Regions from separate parts of the Homo sapiens genome. Here all the other regions are linked to region 3. A link is a contact called in ENCODE Hi-C data. All regions are on one chromosome and are shown on one strand. Each heading gives the region's core, a stretch centred on a gene start or an enhancer-like site at or near the end of the contact. The rest is flanking DNA. Distances are from core to core; before and after follow the strand shown.

Region 1 (3,688 bases), core at 1,022-3,521, 6.0 Mb after region 3:
TTGCTGATAAAACAGGTTGCAGTAAAGAAGCCAGCCAAAACCCACCAAAACCAAGATGGCCACGAGAGTGACCTCTGGTTGTCCTCACTGCTATACTCCCACCAGCACCAAAGACAGTTTACAAATGCCATGGCAATGTCAGGAAGTTACCCTATATGGCCTAAAGAGGGGAGGCATAAATAATCCACTCCTTGTTTAGCATATCATCAAGAAATAACCATAAAAATCGGCAACCAGCAGCCCTTGGGGCTGCTTTGCCTATGGAGTAACCATTCTTTTATTCCTCTTTCTTAATAAACTTGCTTTCACTTTATGGACTCGTCCTGAATTCTTTCTTGCATGAGATCCAAGAACCCTCTCTTGGGGTCTGGATTGGGACCCTTTTCCTCTAACAGGTGTAATATAAATATCTGTTGAGTGCTAACTATGCCAGGCACTATGCAAAGTGTTTAGTGAACATTCTCCACCTACTCAAAACCTCTTGAGATTTTTATTTTGTATATGTTATCTCCACTGGTTTTTTTGGCGGGGATTGTTTTGTTTTGAGACAAGGTCTCGCTCTGTCGCCCAGGCTGGAGTGCAGTGGTGCAATCTTGGCTCACTGCAACCTCCCTTCCCGAGTTCAAATTATTCTCATACCTCAGCCTCCAGAGTAGCTGGGATTACAAGCATGCACCACCATGCCCAGCTAATTTTTGTATTTTTAGTAGAGACGGGATTTTGCTATGTTGGCCATGCTGGTCTTGAACTCTCGGCCTCCTGTGATCTCCCACCTCGGCCTCCCAAAGTCCTGGAATTACAGCCATGAGCCACTGCGGCAGGCCCATTGTTTTTAAAGATGAGAAAAGCAGAGATCAAAGAGGTTACTTGGTGAATGCCACAGGTAAGGAAATGACAGAGCAAATCCAGGTCTGAATCCAAAGCCCATGCTCTCAAGTGCCTGTGTTTTAGGCCAGGCAAGGTGGCTCATGCCTGTAATCCTAAAACTTTGGAAGGCCAAGTTGGGAGGATCACTTGAGGCCAGGAATTCAAGATCAGCCTGGGCAACACAGGGAGACCCTGTCTCTACTAAAAGAGAAAATAACCAGGCGTAGTGAGGCACAAAGCGACTTGAAGGCTAAGACAGGAGGATCACGAGCTCAGGAATGCGGAGCTGCAGTAAGCTATGATCTCGCCACTGCACTCCAGCCTGGGCGGCAGAGTGAAACTTCATCTCTTAAAAAACAAAAAAAATGTTATAAGAGACAGTATTTTCTGTCTTTGGGTTATATACAATAATCCTTGGCCATGTGTTTTAAAGCATACTGTTGATCACCGACGTGATTAATGGATTTAAATCTGCACAGCGGCTCATGCCTGTAATCCCAACACTCTGAAAGGCCGTGGCAGGTGGATCATTCAGGTCATGAGTTCGAGACCAGCCTGGTCAACATGGTGACATCCCCATCTCTACTAAAAATACAAATATTGGCGGGGCACAGTGGCGTATGCCTGTAATCCCAGCTACTTGAGAGGCTGAGGCACGGGAATCGCTTGAGCCCGGGAGGCGGAGGTTGCAGTCAGCCGAGATTGCGCCACTGCACTCCAGCCTGGGCGACAGAGCGGGAGTCCATCTCAAAAAATAGAGACTTCGCATCATTTCTGCTTAATATATTTGTGGTGTCTAGAGTTTTATTGTGATACCTGAGTCTAGGAAATGTGGTAAAGCCTCTGCAGCAGACATAAAGCCTGCAATTCATGGCTGTGGCCAGGCTCTCCTCACCTGTCCTGCATCTACAAATTATTTCCGTTATGGTAAGGAGAGCAACTCGTGGGGAATGTGGACAGGAACATGCGTGAATCCAAGGCAGAGGTTTTGCCCCGGAAAAAGCAGCTTCTGGCAGGGGATGAAAGCCAGCAGAGTTCCAACCGGGGTGCCCTCTCCTTCACGCAGGCCCCACTACCGTGTTGACTTAGGAAGAAAGTTTCTCGGGAGACTAAGGGATTTGGGGGCAGCGGACGCCACTGGAGGGAGATGAATTCACCTAGGGAGCCGGGGAGGGGCTTAGGGTTGCCGCTCCAGGCACAGCTGCTGGAAATCCTAGTCTGTTTTTTCTGCCTTCGCGTACAACGGGCCAGCTCACCCCACCTGGCAAAGCTGCAGGGCTTTTCCACCAGGCGGACAGAAGGGCAGCCCTCTCGCCCAACCAAGAAGCCGTGCTACCCCGGCTTCGACTCCTGGCTTCCGGGTTTTCTCCCCGCCTATTCCGTTTCCGGCCGTTCCCACCCCTGTTTTCGGTCGGCCCGGGTGTTCTGCAAGCTGGTCAAAAAGGGGAAGCGGCCCAGATATGTTAAGTTCTATGGCCGCTGCAGGGTCTGTGAAGGCGGCGTTGCAGGTGGCCGAGGTGCTGGAAGCCATCGTGAGCTGCTGCGTGGGGCCCGAGGGACGGCAAGTTTTGTGTACGAAGCCCACTGGCGAGGTGCTTCTCAGCCGGAATGGAGGCCGCCTCCTGGAGGCGCTACACTTAGAGCATCCCATAGCCAGGTACCCGCGTCCCACACGCTAACCCGTAGCCGGGCACCCCAGGCAGCCTCTGTGGAGCTCTTGTCCCATCCTGAGGCGATGCGTACTTAGAAAGACTGACCTCGGGTGAAACCGCTGTATGCTCGGAATTAGAGCCCTGCCCAAGGGAACACTCCTGCACCCCAAATCTTACCAATTCTCAAGACCACTTCTCCCCACTCCACCCAACGGTGGAATCTTGGAATAGAGCAGAGTTTTTTCCAAGAAAGGAAAAAACTAAGGATGTATCCAAGGAACAATATTCTCATTTTATGCTTATGGCTGTGTAAACATGGTTTTAAGATGTGGGAAGCCAGCCTTCTGAAAATGAGTTGCTTTATTTCTTTTTTGTACAGGATGATAGTGGACTGTGTTTCCAGTCATCTCAAAAAAACAGGAGATGGTGCAAAAACATTTATTATCTTTCTTTGCCATTTGCTTAGAGGACTTCATGCAATCACAGACAGAGAAAAGGATCCTTTGATGTGTGAAAACATTCAAACCCATGGAAGGCATTGGAAAAATTGTTCTCGGTGGAAATTTATTTCCCAGGCTCTCCTAACGTTTCAGACACAAATATTAGACGGTATTATGGACCAGTACCTAAGTAGACACTTTTTGTCTATCTTTTCGTCTGCTAAAGAGAGAACATTGTGTAGGAGCTCTTTAGAGTTGCTCTTAGAAGCATACTTTTGTGGAAGAGTGGGAAGAAATAATCATAAATTTATTTCACAGTTGATGTGTGACTACTTTTTCAAGTGTATGACTTGTAAAAGTGGGATTGGTGTATTTGAGTTAGTGGATGACCATTTTGTAGAGTTGAATGTTGGTGTCACTGGCCTTCCTGTTTCAGATTCCAGGATCATAGCTGGTCTTGTGCTTCAGAAAGATTTTTCTGTGTACCGCCCAGCAGATGGTGACATGCGAATGGTGATAGTAACAGAAACCATTCAGCCTCTTTTTTCCACTTCTGGATCAGAGTTTATTCTAAATTCAGAAGCACAGTTTCAGACATCTCAATTTTGGATTATGGAAAAGACAAAAGCAATAATGAAACATCTACATAGTCAGAATGTAAAATTGCTCATATCTAGTGTGAAACAACCAGATTTAGTTAGTTATTATGCAGGGGTGAATGGCATATCA
Region 2 (3,763 bases), core at 1,030-3,529, 7.4 Mb before region 3:
ACATAATTCAACATTGTATTGTAACTTCCTTGGAGGAAAAGTTGGAAAAAAGCCAGTGATTCTTAAATGTCTCTGAGTCGTTTTGAAAGATATTTTAGGGGGAAATAATATTGAAATTTATTAGGTGAAATTTAGGTTATTCTTCTGTTAAAAAGATTTGAAATAGTGTCAGGAAGGGCTATTTATTGTACCACATTAACCAATTCTCCATCAGTGACTGAAGAGAGGAAAAATGCTATCATTCTGTTCAATGTTCGTTTATCTTACACATCAAGGGCACAGCTCAGAAGGCTGGTAATGTCAAGCCTAGTGAGATACATAAACTGATAAAAAAATTATTTGCAACAGCATTGATTTATATTTATTCACTTTTAAACGTCTTTTACACATTTTGTGTCTAATCTTTTAAAATATTTTAAAACAAATGCTATCATCAGATCGTGAACATAATACCATACTTCCTATTGCCTGTATGCTTTTGAGGAGGCTATATAAATATTAATTTTCCAGTTCTGGAATTAAGAGAAAGAAGATTGCAGAACTTATCTTTTTGTTCTGATTAACTGATACTGAAAATAACACTGACAAGGTCTCTGGGCCAGTGGCGACGGTGAGTTCAAATAAAGATTAGATGAAGATGAAGCGCGGTATCTTAGGTAAGATACACATCTTTACTGTGTATATGCGTGTACAAGAAGGAAAACTTGCTTTTTTTTTTTTAAGTAGATGTTACGAAGGATGGTTTTTTTTTTTTTTTCAACTTGCAAAATCTCTTGAAGGTTGGAGCAGAGCCGCCGGTTACCTTTGAGCATCGAAATACCGCAAGTTATCCCGTTTCCTTTTCCCCTCAGGAAAGATGGGTGCAGGGTTGAGATGTTACAAGAGAATTAAAAGAGAGCCACCAGCTTGGCATAGTAGAAGAAACAAACCCAAAATGAAAACACCCGGATTTTAAGCGCGGATCCTGCGAGGCCGGTTTGCACTGGCCGAACGCCTGCGTTAACCCTTTGGGCGCCGCAGCTGGGATCCCCGGTGTTTGCGGACCCGACCGGCAGGAACAGAGATGGAGTGTCCCGCGCCCGCATGGGGAGTGAGCTCTCTTCCCCAAAGAGGGAGCGAGCCGAGAAGCACTTTTTCCTCCGGTGCGTGCGTCACGGCCCGGGACAGGCGTCGAGTCCGGTTTGGAGTGGGGGCAGAGACGCGGCGAGGAGCCGCTCAAATGTCCGCTGACTGGGGGTTCGCCTTAATCTGTCCTCGCCAGGAGCGCTCGCCCTCGCCCTCCCGCTGGCTCGCTCCTGGGCCCTGGAGGGGCATGGGCCCGGGGGCGGTTCGGGAGGGGCCCCAGGTGAAGGGCGCCCGCACTTCTCCTGCGGCAATCATCGCTCTCCTGCCTCCACACGTCGCGGCAGCGGCCCGGCCCCGCGCCGAAACAGCAGCTGTGACTGACGGAGTCACCTCCCCGCGCGCCTGGCCACCCCCTCCTCCCCCGCCGCTCCCTCCTGCACCAACACGTCATGGAAACACGGACGTCAGAGCCTCTCAGCCAATCGCAGGCTGCGGCAGGAGGGAAGGGGCGCGCTGGAGGGGGCGGGGGCAGCGGCAAGCCAAGGCGCTCAGGGGAAGGAAGAAAGGGAGGGGCGTGCGGAGGCGCAAGTCCCCACCTCCGCCCCTCACTCCGGCCACCCTTTCCCGACCGCGCGGCAAGTTCTAATCGCCAGGCGCGCGCTCGCCAGCCGAGGGCGCGCTCGCCGGGTCCTCCCCTTAAACGCCCTCCCAGTGCCGCTCAGCTCCCAGTCCCGGTCCGAGCCGCGGTTCCTCCGCGCGCGCGCGCGCGCACTCGCCCGCCCCCAGGCTCCCCGCGGATCGCGTCACGTGACCGCGCTCAGCCAAGGCGGCAGCGGCGGCGGCGCGAGCTTCGGCGGCGGTGGCGGCTGTGGCAGCGGGAGCAGCTGCGCCGCCAGCGTGGAGCGGGAGGCGTGTGGGTGTGGAGAAAAGGGAGCGCCAGACCGGAACGGGTGAGCGTTCTCCTCCCCCTGCCTACCCCGGCAATCTTGCAGGCCACCCGGTGCAGACGGGGTCCCTGCCCGGAGCTGCGCGCAGCCCCCTCGTGCTCGGCCGTCCGCTCTCCGGTGCCCGCGGGCCCCGCCCCGAGTGGGGCGGGCTGCGGCGCTCACGGAGGTGGCTGCACCCCGCCCGCGGCTGCTGTTGCGGACGGCGGCGTGAGGCCGGCTGAGCTGCCCGTGCCGAGCGAGCGCGGCGCGCCCTGTGTGCCGCTCTGCGGAGCCGAGGAGGCGGGTCCTGCGGGGACGCGGGCGGCCACTCGGTGGCTGCCGGGCTCTGGGCGGGGACGGCCGGGCGCCGCCTCCTCCTCCTTCGCTGCCGCCGCCGCCTCCTCGCAGTGCAGCGTGAGTAGGGAGCCCCGGCTGGTGGACGCCGAGCCTCTCGGCTCCTTGGCCGCCCCATCCCCGAGGTGCAGCTGCACCTCCGCGTGGCGCCCCGAGCCCTGCGAGCCGGCTGCGGACGCGCTGAGGACGGAGCCCCCATCCTCTGCGTTTCCCGCTGCCCCTTAACGCCCCGCGACCCTCCCGCAGCCTGCCTTTCCTTCCCCCTCGGAAAATGGTTCCCACTGCCGGGCGAGGTGAGTGGCGGCCGCCGCCCGCCCGCGGCCGGGGGCGGCGGGGCAGGTCACCTGCGGGGGAGGCCAGGCGGAGCACGGAGGTCGGGCGTCGCGGCGGGGATCCTGATAGCTGGGTGCGCAGCGGGTTGCGCCGGATTCGGGAGAAGCTGACGGGGGCGGTCGGGGCCCCTCGCAGGTTGCCTCTTGCCGGGAGATTGTGAAGGTGAGCGGGCTTCTCGCCGTGCACCTCAGCGCCGGGTCAGTCTGGGAGTCGCTGCTCCGGGCCCGAGGGATGGGGCTTGTTGGGGCTTCTGGTCTACACCCGCAGGTCTTCGGCTTCACGAAGCCGCCTCGGCCGCGCCACAGCCCATCCCGCCACCGGTCGCCCCCGCCACGGCGCGTGGTGACCTTGAGGGCACCGTGCCCGGCACTCCCTCTCCCCGCGCCCCGGGAGGGTCACCCCTCTAATCCTTGGCCTCGGCCCCCCAGACGCACTGCGGGAGGGGAGCGGGGGCCCCTGGTCGGCCCCTGGCCCTGGTGGTTGATTGTTGGCGTGTCAGGACGGTGATTCCTCGGGAGTTGGAGAGCCGCCTGGTCTTTCTCCTCACGCCTTCCGTCTGGCCCCCCAGGATGTTCACAGTTGTTTCCGATTCGTGTTTATTCACTTAGTTTAAGAGAAAAAAGCCTGCGCCCCCACCTCCCTTTTTGAGGAAGGAGTCTGTAGGAGGACCGCGTTCCAGTGGCAGGGGTGTGGGGTGGGGGCTGTGCTCTCTTTATCCCATCCTGCGGGAGAATCCTGTGGCTAAGCTGGTTAGCGACCCCTGGTTCTGCGCCGCGGTCACCAGCCAGGTTGGTCTCTGTGCGCATTTCATTCACCAGTTTTCTGCGGGACTCGCAGCGCTGGGAGTGCTCGCACCCTGTGCGCTGCTTGGCTCGGAGGGGAGGGCAGGGCGTCCGGGTGGGTTAAAGGGGTCTGCAGGTACTTGGAGGGCTCGACCCTCCTCGACAGGCTGATATTTACCTTTTCTTTGGGTTAGAGCGCTGCAGACAGCCACCTTTCGCTTCTGTGCCCGCTACTTTTCTTGGTTTATTAATAATCTAATGGCTTCTGTTGGTATCGATTGCTGTTCGTGATAAATTAGCTAC
Region 3 (3,696 bases), core at 797-3,296:
GAGTCACCTCAGTGAGGTCTTGCCAGGACAACTTACTTAAAAATGCAAACATTTTCCTCTTCTTCCCCTTACTTACTCCTCCCTTATCTAGTATACTTTTTTTCTTACAGCACTAAAAAAGTTTCAAATCAGATGACCCAGGTTTGAGAATCTTCCATTATCAGCTATATCCCTTGCAAATTAACTCCTCAAGTTATAATTCCACAAATCGACAATAACAGAACCTATCTTGCAAGGCTGATGTAAAGATTAAAAGAGAAAATACACATGAAGACACTTAGCACACTACAGGGTATATAGTAAATATCAAATAATCCAATTATTATTAGAATATGTAAGACAATCTGACTCTACCATTGTCTGGAGACCAGGCTAAACACGTATTAAAGTCTTACACTCTAAACTTGAGAGTAGTTTCATTTTATTTATTTAAAACTAACATGAGTAACTCATTAATTCCTCCATTCAACAAATATTCATCCAGTATCTAATGTATGCCAAGTATTTTACCAAGTGCTGGGAATACATCAGTTGACAAGTCAGACAAAGACTCTGCTCTTTTGGAGTTTAAGTAAAATTGTCATATCATAAGTGCCATATATTTATTATGAGAGCAAACTGAAGAAGTGCCTAACTTTTCAATAACAATTACTTAAAAAAACAACAACAGTATTTACCAAGTGCTATTATAAGAGGTCCCTCTAGTGATGCTTTGCATTCAGAGAATGCTCAATGAATAAAGTTCACTAGTAAGGGTAACTTTGGGAAGTCTAGAAGGAAAGTAAAAATCCCAGAAGCCTGTTGGTGTCCATCATTCTACTTCCAAAATATGCTTGCCTGAGAAGAATCTACATTTCTTGAGGGTAGGAAAAGCTTGAGCCTACAAAAATTCAAGACACATATTAGGTACTTTAAAATAGTTTTTAAATGAAATAGTGACTATCCGAATACCATCCTAGTCCAAGATACAATCATCTGTTGTACTACTGAGGTAGTCTCCTAACTGGCCTCTCAGCTTCAGCTTTTGCCCTAGTCTATTCTTCAAATAATTCACAGTTATCTTTTCAAATGTGAATTAGGTCACTATGTTGCCTAAATAATCCCAAGGGTTTCCGTCACACTTAAAATCCAAAATCCTTCCAAGGCCTAGAAAGGCCTGTGCCATCTGGCCTCTGCTTGCCTCCCGTCCTGCACCTGCAGCCCCTCACCTGGCTAGAGCCAAGCCTAGCCTGCGGTTCCCACCGCCTGCAACCCCTCCCTGTGGCTCTGCAGCTAGTGCCTTCTCATGTTCCTGACCTCCTAAATTGAGGCAGCCTCCTTACACAATCCCTACCACATTACACTGTTTTTATTTTCTACTTCATTACCACCACTTGAAATTATCTTTATTAACTGTTGAGTAATCTTCCACCACATGCTGGCATTTATAAAACCTGTGAGAGCACTGCTCCCCTAGTTTCCCTAGCGTCAATTATTATGGAATTACTAGATGAAGGAACTCCCCTGCCCTGTTTCCTGCTTTCTTTAAATTGTGGACATACACAAGCACCCAAAGAAAGAGTGATCCTGATTCCAAAGAACATCCCCACCCCACCCCTCAACTAATCCGACCCCTCCTCGGTTTCCCAGCGGGCCGCCCCGCCTCCGCCGCCACGCACCTGGTTCTGCTGGCTTCCACCAGGGGGCTCGCTTCGTCTGCCGGGACCTTCTCCTCCGCCTCCCTTCCCGCCCCGCCTACCCCACCACCCACCTGCTTCCCACTCTGCTTCCACTAGGGGGCGCGTCTCTGAGGGCAGGGCCTCCGTCTCCGACGCTGACTTCCTCAGCGCAGCCAGCACTGTCTCCGGTGGCAAGTCGACCAGCTCCTCCCACACGGATTCTGTGTAGAAATCCACGGTATGTGCATTGGAAATGGACAGGGCATCCCTCAGGAACTGCAGCAGTCCCTGCAACTTGGCACGCAGCGTGGGCAGGTCCGGGGTCACCGGGAGAGGGCAAGAAGCCGCCATGACGCTCACCCTCCGAGGCTGTAGGTGGCGCAAACATGGCCGTGAGGCGCCAGCTCGGCCCAAATTAGCACAGGCAGGCTCAGTAGAGCTCCGAGCCGGATTCCTTCTGAGCGATTGATTGCTTCGGCTTGGTGACGTATTTTGTGGGCGTCCGTCGTGGTCTTCTGATGACGCAGTTAGTCGGCTGCAATGGCGCCGGTGAGGCGGTCCGCGAAGTGGCGGCCTGGTGGTATTGAGGCGCGTGGTGAAGGGGTTTCCACTGTCGGGTACAGGAATAAGAATGTGAGACAGAAGACATGGCGGCCTAACCACCCGCAAGCCTTCGTGGGGAGCGTTCGCGAGGGTATGTAAGAAGGCAACCATTTGCAAATCCTCAGGCTTGCTAAGTTTTAGGATATAAGATTCGCTGAAGCTTGGAAGAAGGATTTAGGAACCAGACCCGGTCCTACTTGGGGCAAGGGAATTCATTCCTGAGCCCGCTAAAGCTGTGAGCTTCGCAGAGCTCTAGATAGGAAGACGGAGCAGTGTTGCTATTATTTAAACGTCTTTTCTGACGTAACCCTGTATTTCATCAGAACTTTTTTCCTATATTTTTCCTGAGAAACTGAGCAGAGAGAGTCTATGACCCTGTGAACTCTTGCGCATGTGGTAAGGTAAAGGATAGAGAGGAGGACAGGGCCAGAAACACTGCTCCGAATTCTTCCTTATTACAAATACCCGAGGCCCTCCAGCCTTCGCTTTAATTTGTGTTTGTCATTTTGTATTGCTGTCTGTAAGGTCTCTTAGATCCCACTTGGAATATATAAATGTTAAATTCAGTCTTCCGATAATTGCTAGCTTTTCAGACAACCATACACTGTCTTTTTCTTTCGTGTTGAAACATTTTCGAAAACATGTAGTTTGTCCAAGATACTAGATGTGGCATTTTCTTTCCTATTTTTTAAGCATTTATTGAAGGCTCAGATTAAGTGTTTTAGATGAACTAAGGAATTTGTTTTGATTTGTGAATACAGCTGTAAACTCAAGTTGTGCAACAGTCTGAACTGGTCAGTTTTTCTTTGAGATTCTTACTTGGATTTCCGCATGACTGTTAGCCTGGTCTTTTTGCAAAGGGCCAACTTACTATGCAATCCATCAGCTTAAATTTGTTGCTTGAAATAATTTTTTAAAGCAAAATATAATACTAGAATCTGAATGTGATGACGTAAAAAAAGTTTTCATTTGTAATTAACAGCTCCATTCTTCGTTCAACTTCTTTTCTCTGAAAGTAATTTTGGATGATATTCCTCAATGTAGGACAAGGCTTTGCTTTTCGAAGAAAACTGAAAATACAGCAAAGTTACAAGAAATTGCTACGGAAGGAAAAGAAGGCTCAAACGTCACTGGAATCTCAATTCACAGATCGATACCCAGATAATCTGAAACATCTCTATTTAGCTGAAGAGGAAAGACATAGGAAGCAAGCAAGAAAAGTCGACCATCCTTTGTCAGAACAAGTTCACCAGCCGTTGCTTGAAGAACAGTGTAGCATTGACGAGCCTTTATTTGAAGATCAGTGTAGCTTTGACCAGCCTCAGCCAGAAGAACAATGTATTAAAACAGTAAAGTATGTATTTTCTTCATTTGAAATCCTTTAAGTGTTGTTTTATTATTTAAAAGTACTATAGGATAATTTATATAGGAATTG

The links. Hi-C counts contacts between places; a loop is a spot of excess contacts on that map. Pooled maps may share reads with other maps.
Region 1: a loop to region 3 is called in a map of naive thymus-derived CD4-positive, alpha-beta T cell, with 10 times the contacts of the local background. The contact joins the promoter of BBS10 here to the promoter of METTL25 in region 3. A Hi-C loop is called at or near these places in 1 of 168 maps with a recorded cell type or tissue (naive thymus-derived CD4-positive, alpha-beta T cell), 1 of 37 single-sample maps with no recorded cell type and 6 of 50 pooled maps.
Region 2: a loop to region 3 is called in a map of CD8-positive, alpha-beta T cell, with 16 times the contacts of the local background. The contact joins the promoter of ATP2B1-AS1 here to the promoter of METTL25 in region 3. A Hi-C loop is called at or near these places in 3 of 168 maps with a recorded cell type or tissue (CD4-positive, alpha-beta T cell, CD8-positive, alpha-beta T cell and naive thymus-derived CD4-positive, alpha-beta T cell) and 7 of 50 pooled maps.

Annotation. Positions count from the first base shown.
Region 1 is chr12:76,346,998-76,350,685 of GRCh38, reverse strand. It overlaps BBS10 (Bardet-Biedl syndrome 10), which reads left to right and starts at 2,271. Exons shown (of 2, transcript NM_024685.4): 1 at 2,271-2,524; 2 at 2,899-3,688. The coding sequence starts at 2,328. RefSeq lists enhancers at 1,870-1,919, 1,066-2,015, 2,016-2,965.
Region 2 is chr12:89,707,471-89,711,233 of GRCh38, reverse strand. It overlaps ATP2B1-AS1 (ATP2B1 antisense RNA 1), which reads right to left and starts at 2,279. Exons shown (of 1, transcript NR_028138.1): 1 at 1-2,279. ATP2B1 (ATPase plasma membrane Ca2+ transporting 1) reads left to right here and starts at 2,396. Exons shown (of 21, transcript NM_001366521.1): 1 at 2,396-2,638. RefSeq lists silencers at 1,158-1,707, 1,728-2,747, 2,898-3,127 and enhancers at 3,318-3,417, 3,428-3,517.
Region 3 is chr12:82,356,879-82,360,574 of GRCh38, reverse strand. It overlaps METTL25 (methyltransferase like 25), which reads right to left and starts at 2,046. Exons shown (of 12, transcript NM_032230.3): 1 at 1,751-2,046. The coding sequence starts at 2,009. It overlaps CCDC59 (coiled-coil domain containing 59), which reads left to right and starts at 2,188. Exons shown (of 4, transcript NM_014167.5): 1 at 2,188-2,352; 2 at 3,306-3,615. The coding sequence starts at 2,199. RefSeq lists enhancers at 1,258-1,818, 1,749-2,308, 1,819-2,379.